Linked DNA regions of Mus musculus: region 2 is linked to region 1. Evidence: chromatin loops called from intact Hi-C (ENCODE). Cell type or tissue: heart. All regions are shown on one strand. Each heading gives the region's core, and the rest is flanking DNA. Links, peaks and the distances in the headings are about the cores only. Region 1 overlaps Megf11 (multiple EGF-like-domains 11). Region 2 holds the start of Gm36365 (a long non-coding RNA gene).

Region 1 (5,376 bases), core at 204-5,203:
ACAGACCCAGGGATTTTACCTGACAGCTGGAAGAGCTGAGAGTAAAGCAATGGTTTCTGGGTGTTTTCTGCTGCCTTCTTTCCCTGAATTCCGTGAAGAAAGTCTGAACCAGAAAAAAAAAAAAAAAAAAAAAAAGGAAAAAAAGGCTAAAAAGGCTTATTATAATGACCTTCAGGAAAAGCACTACATTTTTACCTTGAGAACTGCAGAGCTGAAAGTGAGTCTGTATGGACCATGCAAATGAGATGCAAACACAAATGCAAATGACTTAGGGCTATCCTAGCTGCCACAGTAGCAGCTCTCCCAAGCCCAGGACGCCTCTAGAGGGAGGCAGAGAGAAGAGACAGAGGGCAATTAACAAGTGTCCTGGGGACTCTGAGGCTTGTCTAGAGATGGGAGGAAGAGCAGGGGACATCCTGAAGACCTTAGAGAAGTTGTAGGCCCCAGGGTGCTCTGTGCACTAGGCTACCCAGCCCTGGCAAGATCTGTCCATACTGGGCCTTCAGTGTGTGCAGAAATGTATGCAGACACGAGGGTGCTGACACTCAGAGGCGCAGACAAAAAACAGACCAAAAGTCACACCACGAAGACACACCCCTTTTTATGACACTGCTCGGAAACAGATAAGAGGTACATATTCGTAGAACACACAACACACCAAGAGGCATCAACACCCACAAAGACCCACATACACAGACACAGGGCAGACAGCAGGTCTGTCTGGAAAGAAAGATCCAAGTGACTAAAATACCTGCTTGACCAATATGGCATAGGAACTTGAACCCATAAAGGAGCCATAAGAAGTAAGACTGCTTATTTAATATTCACGGACAAGGAAAAGGAGGAGCCTCCAAAGGGGAGCGGAGCCAGGCATGCTATTGTATGCCTATAACCTGACACTTGGGAGGTGCATGCAGGAAGGCCGGGGCATCAAGGCCAGTCTCCACGGGAGTCTAAAGCCACTCTGGGCTCCATAGGACCCTGTCTCAAAAAAAAAAAAAAAAAAAAAAAAAGCAAAGATGAAGAAGACCTGATACCTCACAAGCAACAGCAAAGAGCAAGAGAAAGGATTAACTATTTCTGCAGTGATGGAGAGCCCAGGCTTGGTATGTGCCCTCTACGCTGAAGCTCACCACAGCCCAAGACAGATTTCTTTTTTGAGAGATAAAGACTTTCCAAGGCTGACCTCAAACTTGAGAACTTGAGATCCTCCTGCCTCAGCCTTCTGGGTGCTGTGATGACAGAAGGTTATCAGTATGCCCAACCTAAGATACTGTAGTTTTTATGGGATTTTTGGGGGTTTTTTGGCTGGTTGGTTGGTTGGTGGTGGTGGTTGTTGTTGTTGTTGTTGTTGAGACAGGGTCCCATGTAGCCCAGGCTAGCTTCCAACTCACTTGTAAGCCCAATCCTTCTTCTTCTACTTCCCATGTGCTGAGATTACAGGTATGCCCACAACCCCTGGTATTATGCATGTCTAGAGATTGAATCTAGAGCTTCATGCATGCTAGGCCAGCACTTTCCTACTGGTCCATATGTAGCCTCAGCTCAAGCCCCCACCCTTACCCCCATTTTCAATGATGTCACATGCTATAGCATTTCTCTCTGTCCAGCTGCCCCGGAACTTTCCCAGTCCTAAAGGGATTGGGGACACCTTGCAGTCCCTTGCCTGGCAGCCTGGCCAGCGGGCTTTCACCCCACCTGGTCCTTGGAGGCACTTGGGCCTTTTTCCCCATCCTGCATCGTCTCTCGGCTGAGAGTGCTCATTAATTCTGCTCTGTGGCTAATCTAATTTGGAAGTCTGAGGGAGGAGAGGATGGAAGTCTGAGGGAGGAGAGGAATGATTTCCAAATGGGATACAAGACAGGGTTTTTAGAAGCCACCTGTCCCTGGGTGACTGTTCACAGAAGAGAATGACTCTCTCCCCAAAAGTATACAAACTTGAAATGCCACCCAGCCCACTCACTCCACCACACACAAAAAGAAATGTGCTTTTCAGAGAAAAGAATGAATAAGCTTTCTTGCTTCCTGCACAAAGCATGGAGTCAGTCTGAGAAGTCACCACCCCTCCAGGTCTCTGTGTCCCTAGTTACCTATGAAAGGCAGAACAAGCCAACTTCCTGACATTCACCCCATGATGTCCCCCGGAACGGTGACCTGTCCCTGGTGACTCACTGCTCATGCCTGAGTGGAAGGGCAGCTGAGGCCTGGTCTCCAGTCAAAGGAGCAAGACAAGCTCAGAAAAAGACCCAGAGTGAAGCTCACCCACCACCCCGAGCCCCAAGCTCGGCTACCCAGGACCCTTTCCATCTGCCCTGTAACTGCTTTAGGTGAGAAGAGAGCCCAGAATGGAAGGGGCAGCCTTAAAACACGAGGCCTGATTATCAGCGTGCACCCGAGGGGCTGCAAAATGCCAGCTTGCTGGCTCTGAGTGTAGTTCAGAGCCTCAGACTCCCTTTCCAAATTAATATTCATGGGGCTGGCATGCCATTTATTTGCATATGTAGATTATTGCTCATCCTCTGCAGGAAAGAAAAAGTTTGGGGGTGTTTATATTTATTGTATTTATTTTAAGCTCTGGTGATAAAGCAGACGGGTCAGGCAGGGGAAGGGCAGGTTGCTGGGGCAGGAAAATAGATCCTAGAGATAGGATCCGCCAAACCAACTCCAAAGCAGTCTGTGGAAGGCATCCCATGAAGCCCTTCCCTCAGAAGGCCCTAGAAGGTCACCATTTGAGATAGGCATCCAGTTGGGGCCTGTCACTTGAACTTTCCAAGACCCTGCTTCTTTTATTCAAATGTGTTCTCATGTTTGCACGTGCCTGGGGACTAGGTGTTGAGTGTTAAACCTTGTTTAAGGAGGAAGCCCAGGTTTAGAGCCTACATGCAATACAAGTTCTTACTAAGCTGTGGTGCCCTAAGGAGGTTCTAGCCCACTCCCTCCTCTGCTAAACACCTTACGTGCCTGGTACCTCAGAGGAGCTCCCACCCTGCCCACTGTCATCTGAAGCCATCAGCGACTCTGAGAACCTTTATTCAGTCTTCTCCTGGTCCACTGGCCTCACCCCCTTTTCTTTGTCAAATAAAGTGTTCAGCGGAAAGCTGGCAGTCTGAAGTAAGTTGTTCAAAGTTCTGGGGATTTGCAAAAGCAACAAAGCAGTGTGAGACCAGAAACCAGCAGACCAGGAATGGCAAGAATGTCCACAAGATACTTAAGTATAAATAGATGAAGGCCAGCCCTGTGCTGCCCCCAGCGCCCCCTGCTGGCCACCTCTGCTCCCTGAACCCTTGCAAGACAGTTACAAGGTAACTGTCAACTGCCTAAAGTAATGTTCCACATACGGGAAGCATTCATTAAAATTAGTCCCTTCAATTGAGGTTGAGTGAAAAAAAAAACAGGCTTTTTTTTTTCAGGGAAATAATCTATTTCTCTGGTTTATGAATTCAATAAACACCCGCTGAGAGCAGGCCTGGTGATGCATGCCTGTAATCCCAGCACTCAGGAAGATCAAGAGTTCAAGGTCATCTGTGGCTACACAGCTAGTTCAAGGCCAGTCTGTGCAGTGTTAGACCCTGTCTCAAGAAATTAACAAATATCCATTGAACTGTCCTGTATTGTATGCACAAGGCCCTGGTTCAACCACCACTACTACCACCACCACCACCTAATGGCCGCAGTGCTAGCCACAAATAAGGGCCCAGCCTATCTCATCGAGGATCTCAATGGGTTTAGGATCCAACTGGGAGAGATGAGGAGCACCCTGAAATAATGCTGAATAACGACACTAGCGGTGTCCTATTAAACATGGAATTCATGGTGTGAGCAGTAATTGCTACAGTTCAGGGAAGGGGAGGTCAATACTTGGAGATCACCGTGGGCACCAGCACTTAGGGAAGCTCTAATGAGGATACAGATTGAAGCAAGCCTTAAAGGGAGGGCTACTTCAGAAAACCCAGAGAAGGGCAGGACTTACTGCCATGGCAAAGAGGCCTAGGGGTAAGGTGAGGAGAAGCCCAGAGGTGAGGTGGGTAGAGACCTAGCAGGGGAGGGAGGAGAGGGGAACAGGTGAGGTGAGAAGAGAGAAGAGGCTTAGCAGGGGAGGAGGGAAGAGGCTTAGCAGGGGAGAAAAAGATAAGATGAAGGCAGACTGTGAAAAGCCCAAATATCTACGTGGGGAGCTTATGCCTCATTTCATGAATGAAAGGTTCATGCTTTGGAAAGATCTCAAAGGAAAAAAAAAAGATAGAAAATCCCCCCAGCTGCTTGACAGTGGCCCCAGAGCTACACAATGGGCTCACAGTGTGGATTCTGAACCCACAGCCACTTCTGCACTGACATCCACTCCGTCTCCTTAACAAAGTCCCTCAGACTGTTCTAGAGAGCACACTAGTCTCTGCACGGCAAGATGACAGAGCAGGAGGCTGGGTGTCATCACCCAGAATGCCACCGGAGTTTTCTCAGGCCAGGGAGCTATGTCCGAGGAAAACAGTAAAGATAGAGGTTGTGCTTAGACATTGGGAAGAGAGCATAGGAGTCATGGGGTTAGCAAAAGGCTCTAAGTTGGTCCAAGCACTGAGAATATGGAGACATCTGAGAAATGGATGCCATCAAAAGTCATGATGGTTGCTAGGCATCAAATATTGCTAATATTACCTAAGCCAGGTCACATATACTCCTGGAATCCCAGCACTCAGGAGGATGTAACTGGAGAACTGACAGTTCAAGGTCATCCTCATCCACCAGTGAATCTGAGGCCAGCCTGGGCTACCTGAGTCTCCATGTCAAAAATGCACACCCCAAACCCCCACAGTGAAGAGAAGGATGATGATGGTGGTGGTGGTGGTGGTGATGATGATGATATAATGCTGAGACATGGCCTAAGAGGTCAATACTGAGAACCAGCTAGCACTGAAGCCAGGAGTCCAGCATTGTGAGGGAGCAACAGGAGCGGCCTCTGATCCACAATGGCGATACCTACCCCACAGGTACCATCAACCACTATCCTGGGTTTGTGGCTCAGTGGGTAGAGCACTCGCCCAACATGAAAGAAGTCCTGGGTTGAGTCCCCAAACCACTTAAACCCAATGAGATGATACATGCCTGTAATCCCAGCACTCAGGAGGTGGAGGTGGGAGGATTCAAAGGTCAAGGTCCTCCTCAGTTACACAGGGAATCTGGGATGTATAAAACCCTGTCTCAAGGCAGTTTCTGTGGTTGCACAGGAAGATCCTATTTTAGCCTGATTTGTTGTATCCCACCATTGAAAAAGAGCAAAGCAGGCAGACAGAGCTTTCAACCTTCCTTGGCTTCAGCGCCAGGGTCTTGGAATGTGCCCTGATTACTACCACCTCTAGGAAGCCTGTCGTGACTGCTGTGCCT
Region 2 (5,376 bases), core at 313-5,312, 370 kb before region 1:
GGTTCTTAAATGCTTTAACCTCCTTTGTAGCCCACCGCCCACTAAAGGTAGTGGAAAAGAAAGAATACGGGGAGGTGGACCTGTTTAGAAAGGTTCTTCGGAGCAACTCACATCTGGAAAATCAGCAGTTGTCTGGAAATCAGCAGTTCAGTTCACAGGTTAGCAGGCAGCAGCAGCAGCTCCATCCACTCTCAAACACTTCACGGATACACCAGCAGTCCAGTTTGGTAGAGTCGGGATAGCAACTGCGGTGGCACAACCTAGGAGAGACAGCCAGGCTTCAACCTTGGCTCAAGTCGGCAGGAACTCCAGAAATACTCAGCTGTGCCTCTCTCAGGGAAGTGAAGATCAGCGAAGATGAGAGATCCACAAGCGTTGCACAGCTAGCTCTAAAAGCAAGCCTAGCTCAGCCTTTGTCATTCTGTGGAGTCCTGTTTATCCCCTCCAAATATCATGTGTCCTCCACATGTGTTGCCTCCAAATATCACGTATCCTCCCTGTGTCTTGCCTCAGCACCTGTATCCAGTCAGCCCGAGTCCTTGGAAATGGCAACAAACTGCAGCACACCACCAGAAAATTGTTGGTGCGTTTCTCTCTCTCTATGGAGTCCCGACAAATGCAGCTCAACTATGCAATGTAAGGCAGACTAATACATTCACGTAGCAAAGAATCTTTCATCACATGTTCTTACATGTGCTTGCTTTAGCAGAACATCCTCTCCTGTGTCTGCTCCATCAAAATGTTTCTTCACGTGTCTGCCTTAACCTTTCACATCTGTGTCCACATTAACGAAACGCTCCTTCAAGTGTTTTCCCCAGCAAAACACCATCTGACCAACTTTTCAACTTCACCTAGCTCCCACTATAACTAGAATTGACACTATCAGGGAGAGTCAGTTTCTATGTGTAACTCAGTCCAGGATCGAATCAATTCCTACTCATTGAGTGCTTTGAGTGATTACTAAGTTCAAGGGCAAATGAACTGTCTGTCCTTCCTGGTTGTGGAGGGTACATCTGTGCCTGGAATAGCTAGAGAAAGACAGTGGAGTCAGCAGAGTTTGGGTGTCATTAGCCCTGCCACTCCGGACCCCTCACTTCCCCTCTGACTTCCTCTCCCCTCTGTGCCTCGGCAGATCTGGCAGACAAGCAGCAGCTTTGCAGGGGTGTCTGCTGCCCACTCTGGTGCCGTCAGTGCACATTGCTTCAGAGTTGCTGTCTCTGGGCTTGGGCACAGAGCCAGCCGTTGTCTTTGTCATCAAATCCCAGGGCTGCCCCAGGATTCTGAGTGCTTTACAGAGTCAGCAAGCCAGCCTCGGACATGCATTTAGGAAGAATATAGAGGCTCTGAAAAGAATATTCAGAATGAGATGGTAGAGATAAAGGAAGGGCAGAGCTAAGAGAAAGGAAAGACTCTGATTCTATGTTGCTGACACCAGTAGTTACTGCGGTGCCATCGGCACTGCCTACTAGACTCTTCTGCGAAGACAGAAATGTCTTAAAACAATCATGCTGATACAGCAGCCACACCTGGCTACTGAGCATTTGAAATGTAGGTAGCTAGCGATTACATTTTTATTCTCTTGAATTTTGATTAATTCCAACTTAAATAGATACATATATCTAGTGCTTTATTAGACATATGAAAAAAAATAGTAGAGTGTGCTGTGGGGTGAGGTGGTGCAGTTCAAAGAGCATGAGAATCTGAATTCAGTCTCCAGAACCCATGTGCAAAAAAAAGCTAGGTATAGCCGTGCGTGCGCATAATCTCAGCACTGGGGAGGCAGAGATGGGTGGGTCCCTGGGGCTCCTTGGGCAGCTAGCCTGGCCTAATGAGTGAGTTCCAGCTAATCAGAGAGGCTGTCTGACATCGATACTGGCTCTCTGGGTTCAAATCTCAAGTCTCTGTGCTATTTCTGTACACAGCTCCAAGATGAGGCTGATAAGATTGACCTCATAGGAGTCATGTGCTGATAAGGAGACTGGAAGCTCAGGTGGGGGAACCATTTACCAGTGTACTCATCCATCAGAAGTAGCCACAGAGGTCTGGGAGAGGCACGGGCCTGAGGCCATGCACCTTGCCAAACACCCAAGAACTCTAGATGACCACCTGCATTGTTAAATTGTTGGATTTGCCTTAAAGTTCTGACATTCGCAAACCCCTGTACTTTAGATTATTTATGTATTATTATTAAAAATGTCCATTGTGTATATCCCTTATACATGGTATTGTTACATAAGAACATTTTTTAAAAATAGATTTCTTTATTTTTATTTACGTGTGTATGCTTGCACATATGCATATGGCTGCTCTTGGAGGCCAGAAGTCGACATCAGATCCCCACAAACTGGAGTTACGAATAACTGTGAATCACCAAACATGGGTGCTGGGAGCTGAACTCAGGTCCTCCACACGAGTAGCAAGGGCCTTGACTGCTGCGCCATCTCTCCAGCCGCAGTGACATCTTTATTTAGGTAATGGTTGCATGTTGAGTATATTCCCATAAGCCCTGCTCCCCTTCTCCCTGTCAATCCCCTTTGTTCCCCTAGGAAGTTTGGTTTCTACTGTGATATCAAATATCCATGCATGATTTTAGGCATATTAAAGCTATATAAAATCTTCTATATATAATCTATATTAAATCTAGGAACCACAAATGAAAGAATCCCATTACCTTTTCGGTTTTTACTTCAATATTTTGCTTTTATTCGGAAAAGGAGGCAAGGCAGACTTATGGATTTAATTTTGCAAGCAAGAAAACAGACCCAAAGCAGGGGAAATCAAACAAACAAAAACCCAATTGCCCCAAATTGTCCTGATGAGCTACCAGGGGACAATTCGCCCTCTGTGGGTCAAAGCCAAGGGTCACTCTATCCCAGCTTAGAGGTCTGTCTTCCGACTTCAATTCTGCTGCCTTTGGCTTTGTAGTCAGTCTAAAGAGTGTTTGTCCCTGCACTGACGCCAAGCGGTTCACAAAATCAGCCACATAACTCTGCCTTGCTACCAGAGAGCCCCATCCTCTTGGCAGCGAGCACTGCTCTGTCCTGCCGCTGCCTCCTCCTTTCGGTGGCTTAATCGTTGCTTGTTTGCCTGGAATTATTTCCACAACCCCTAGTTTTAATCTAGAACTTGGCATGTCTGTTTGCCTCCATTTTCATGCCTATAATTATTTAATTGCCTTCTTTAATTCCTGTAAACAAGAAGTCTGTCATCTGAGAGCAGCTTAGCAACAGTCCAGGCCGACAATGAAAATCCAGCTAGGAAAAGTCACTTGCTTGTGGTGCACAACAGCGCCCCCTTTTGACCAAGGCATTCTAGTTTTTTTTTTTTTTTTTTTTTTTTTTTTATTTATTTATTATATGTAAGTCTAGTTTTAAGGGACCCAAATAAACTCAACATAGTTTATTGAGGTGTAATTGGTGTTTTTTTTTGTTTTTTTGTTTTTTTGTTTTTTTGTTTTTTGAGACAGGGTTTCTCTGTATAGCCCTGGCTGTCCTGGAATTCACTTTGTAGACCAGCCTGGCCTCGAACTCAGAAATCCACCTGTCTCTGCCTCCCAAGTGCTGGGATTAAAGGCGTGCGCCACCACGCCCGGCCCTGTGTAATTGGTGGACAATTATAAATTGCACCACTAACGGAGCAATAAGGTTTGTGTGTGTGTGTGTGTGTGTGTGTGTGTGTGTGTGTGTGTGTGTAGATAAGTAAAAATAACTTTGTTGAGCTGGAGAGATGGCTCAGAGGTTAAGAACACTGACTGCTTTTCCAGAGGTCCTGAGTTCAATTCCCAGCAACCATATGGTGGCTCATGACCATCTGTAATGGGATCCAATGCCCTCTTCTGGTGTGTCTGAAGACAGCTACAGTGTAGTCATATAAATAAATAAAATCTAAACAAAAAAACAAACAAACAAAGAAACAAAAAATCCCAACCCACCAATAGCTTTGTTGTTTTTATAAAATCAATACTCTTTTTAAAAATTAAATCTCGGGCTGGTGAGATGACTCAGCAGGTAAGAGCACTGACTGCTCTTCCGAAGGTCCTGAGTTCAAATCCCAGCAACCACATGGTGGCTCACAACCACCTGTAATAAGATCTGACGCCCTATTCTGGTGCATCTGAGGACAGCTACAGTGTACTTATTTATAATAAATAAATCTTTTTAAAAAATTAAATATCTTCTTTAAAAGGGGAGGTGTTAAGGATGTAGGGTGCTTGCCTAGCAGCACAAAGCCCTAAGTTGGACCCTCAGAACTCCATAAATGTGGGCCCATAAATTGGCCATAACTATAACTCCAACACTGAGAAGGTGGATGCAGAAAGACCAGGAGTTAAGGTCATCCTTAGCTAAATAGTGAGTTTGAGGCTAGCCTAGGCTATCTGAGACCCTGTCTCAAACAACAAATAAATAAACAGGGGAAAACAATAGCTAAAAATCATGTGTGTGGGGTGTGGGTGGGGGAGCTCCTCTATCACCACTCACACTGCCACAGACAGAACTACTACAGCAAGGACTCTCATCACCAGTCAGCCATTTTGTGTAGCTGATCATTCTATGGGCTGCCTCAAGAACCACCCACCACAGTCGTCTGGCTTGAGAAATTCTATTGCAGACATCAGGGAAGTAATAAAATAATAATAATCAGATAAAAACATATGGAGCAGCTGAGCATGGTGGTGCTCACCCAGCACTCACAGAGGCAGGAGGCAGGAGGCAGGAGGCAGGAGGCAGGAGGCAGGAGGCAGGAGGCAGGAGGCAGGAGGCAGGAGGCAGGAGGCAGGAGGCAGGAGGCAGGAGGCAGGAGGCAGGAGGCAGGAGGCAGGAGGCAGGAGGCAGGAGGCAGGAGGCAGGAGGCAGGAGGCAGGAGGCAGGAGGCAGGAGGCAGGAGGCAGGAGGCAGGAAGGCAGGCAGATCTCTGAATTTGAGGCCAGCCTGGCCTACAGAGTATGTTCCAGAACAGCCAGGGCTACACAGAAAAATCTTGTCTCAAAAAAACAAAAACAAAAACAAAACCCCAACAATAACAAAACCAAAATATATGGGGGCTAGGGAGCTGGCTTAGTTGTTAAGGGTGCTCTTATGGAGAACCCAGATTCTGTGCTCAGCAGTAATGGGGAGGCTCATAACTGTCACTGACTCCAGCTCTAGAGTATCAAAGACCAGGCATGCACATGGTACACAAACATATAGACATGCAAAAATTCATATACATAAAATAAATAAATTGTAAAATGATTATCTAACAACAATTTTTTAAAAACCCATGTAACCAGGCATGCTATAATTCTAGTACTTGGGAGGCCAAGACAGGGAGATTTCTGTGTCCAGGGCCAGCCTAGGATACTTAGTGAAGAGTCCAGAACATTCTAAGCTATAGTGA

What was found. Hi-C counts contacts between places; a loop is a spot of excess contacts. Peaks named below come from ENCODE experiments on the same cell type or tissue, not always from the same donor. Only the 100,000 strongest peaks of a DNase experiment are listed, where the experiment ranks them.
Region 2: it touches region 1 in a loop (5-fold over the local background); 3 of 42 quality-filtered maps call a loop at or near these places.

What each region holds. Positions count from the first base shown.
Region 1 is chr9:64,392,242-64,397,617 of GRCm38, reverse strand. All of the region lies in intron 1 of Megf11 (multiple EGF-like-domains 11), which reads right to left. Among named protein-coding and RNA genes, the nearest start is that of Megf11, 9.3 kb to the right of the region's middle. In heart, for the core only: CTCF peaks have their summits at 319 (motif pointing right) and 3,270 (motif pointing left); no DNase peak of the experiment used is centred there; H3K27me3 peaks cover 794 bases.
Region 2 is chr9:64,767,163-64,772,538 of GRCm38, reverse strand. It overlaps Gm36365 (a long non-coding RNA gene), which reads right to left and starts at 1,136. Exons shown (of 3, transcript XR_379558.3): 1 at 112-1,136. In heart, for the core only: a CTCF peak has its summit at 3,277 (motif pointing left); DNase peaks (open chromatin) are centred at 1,148 and 2,998; H3K27ac peaks cover 897 bases.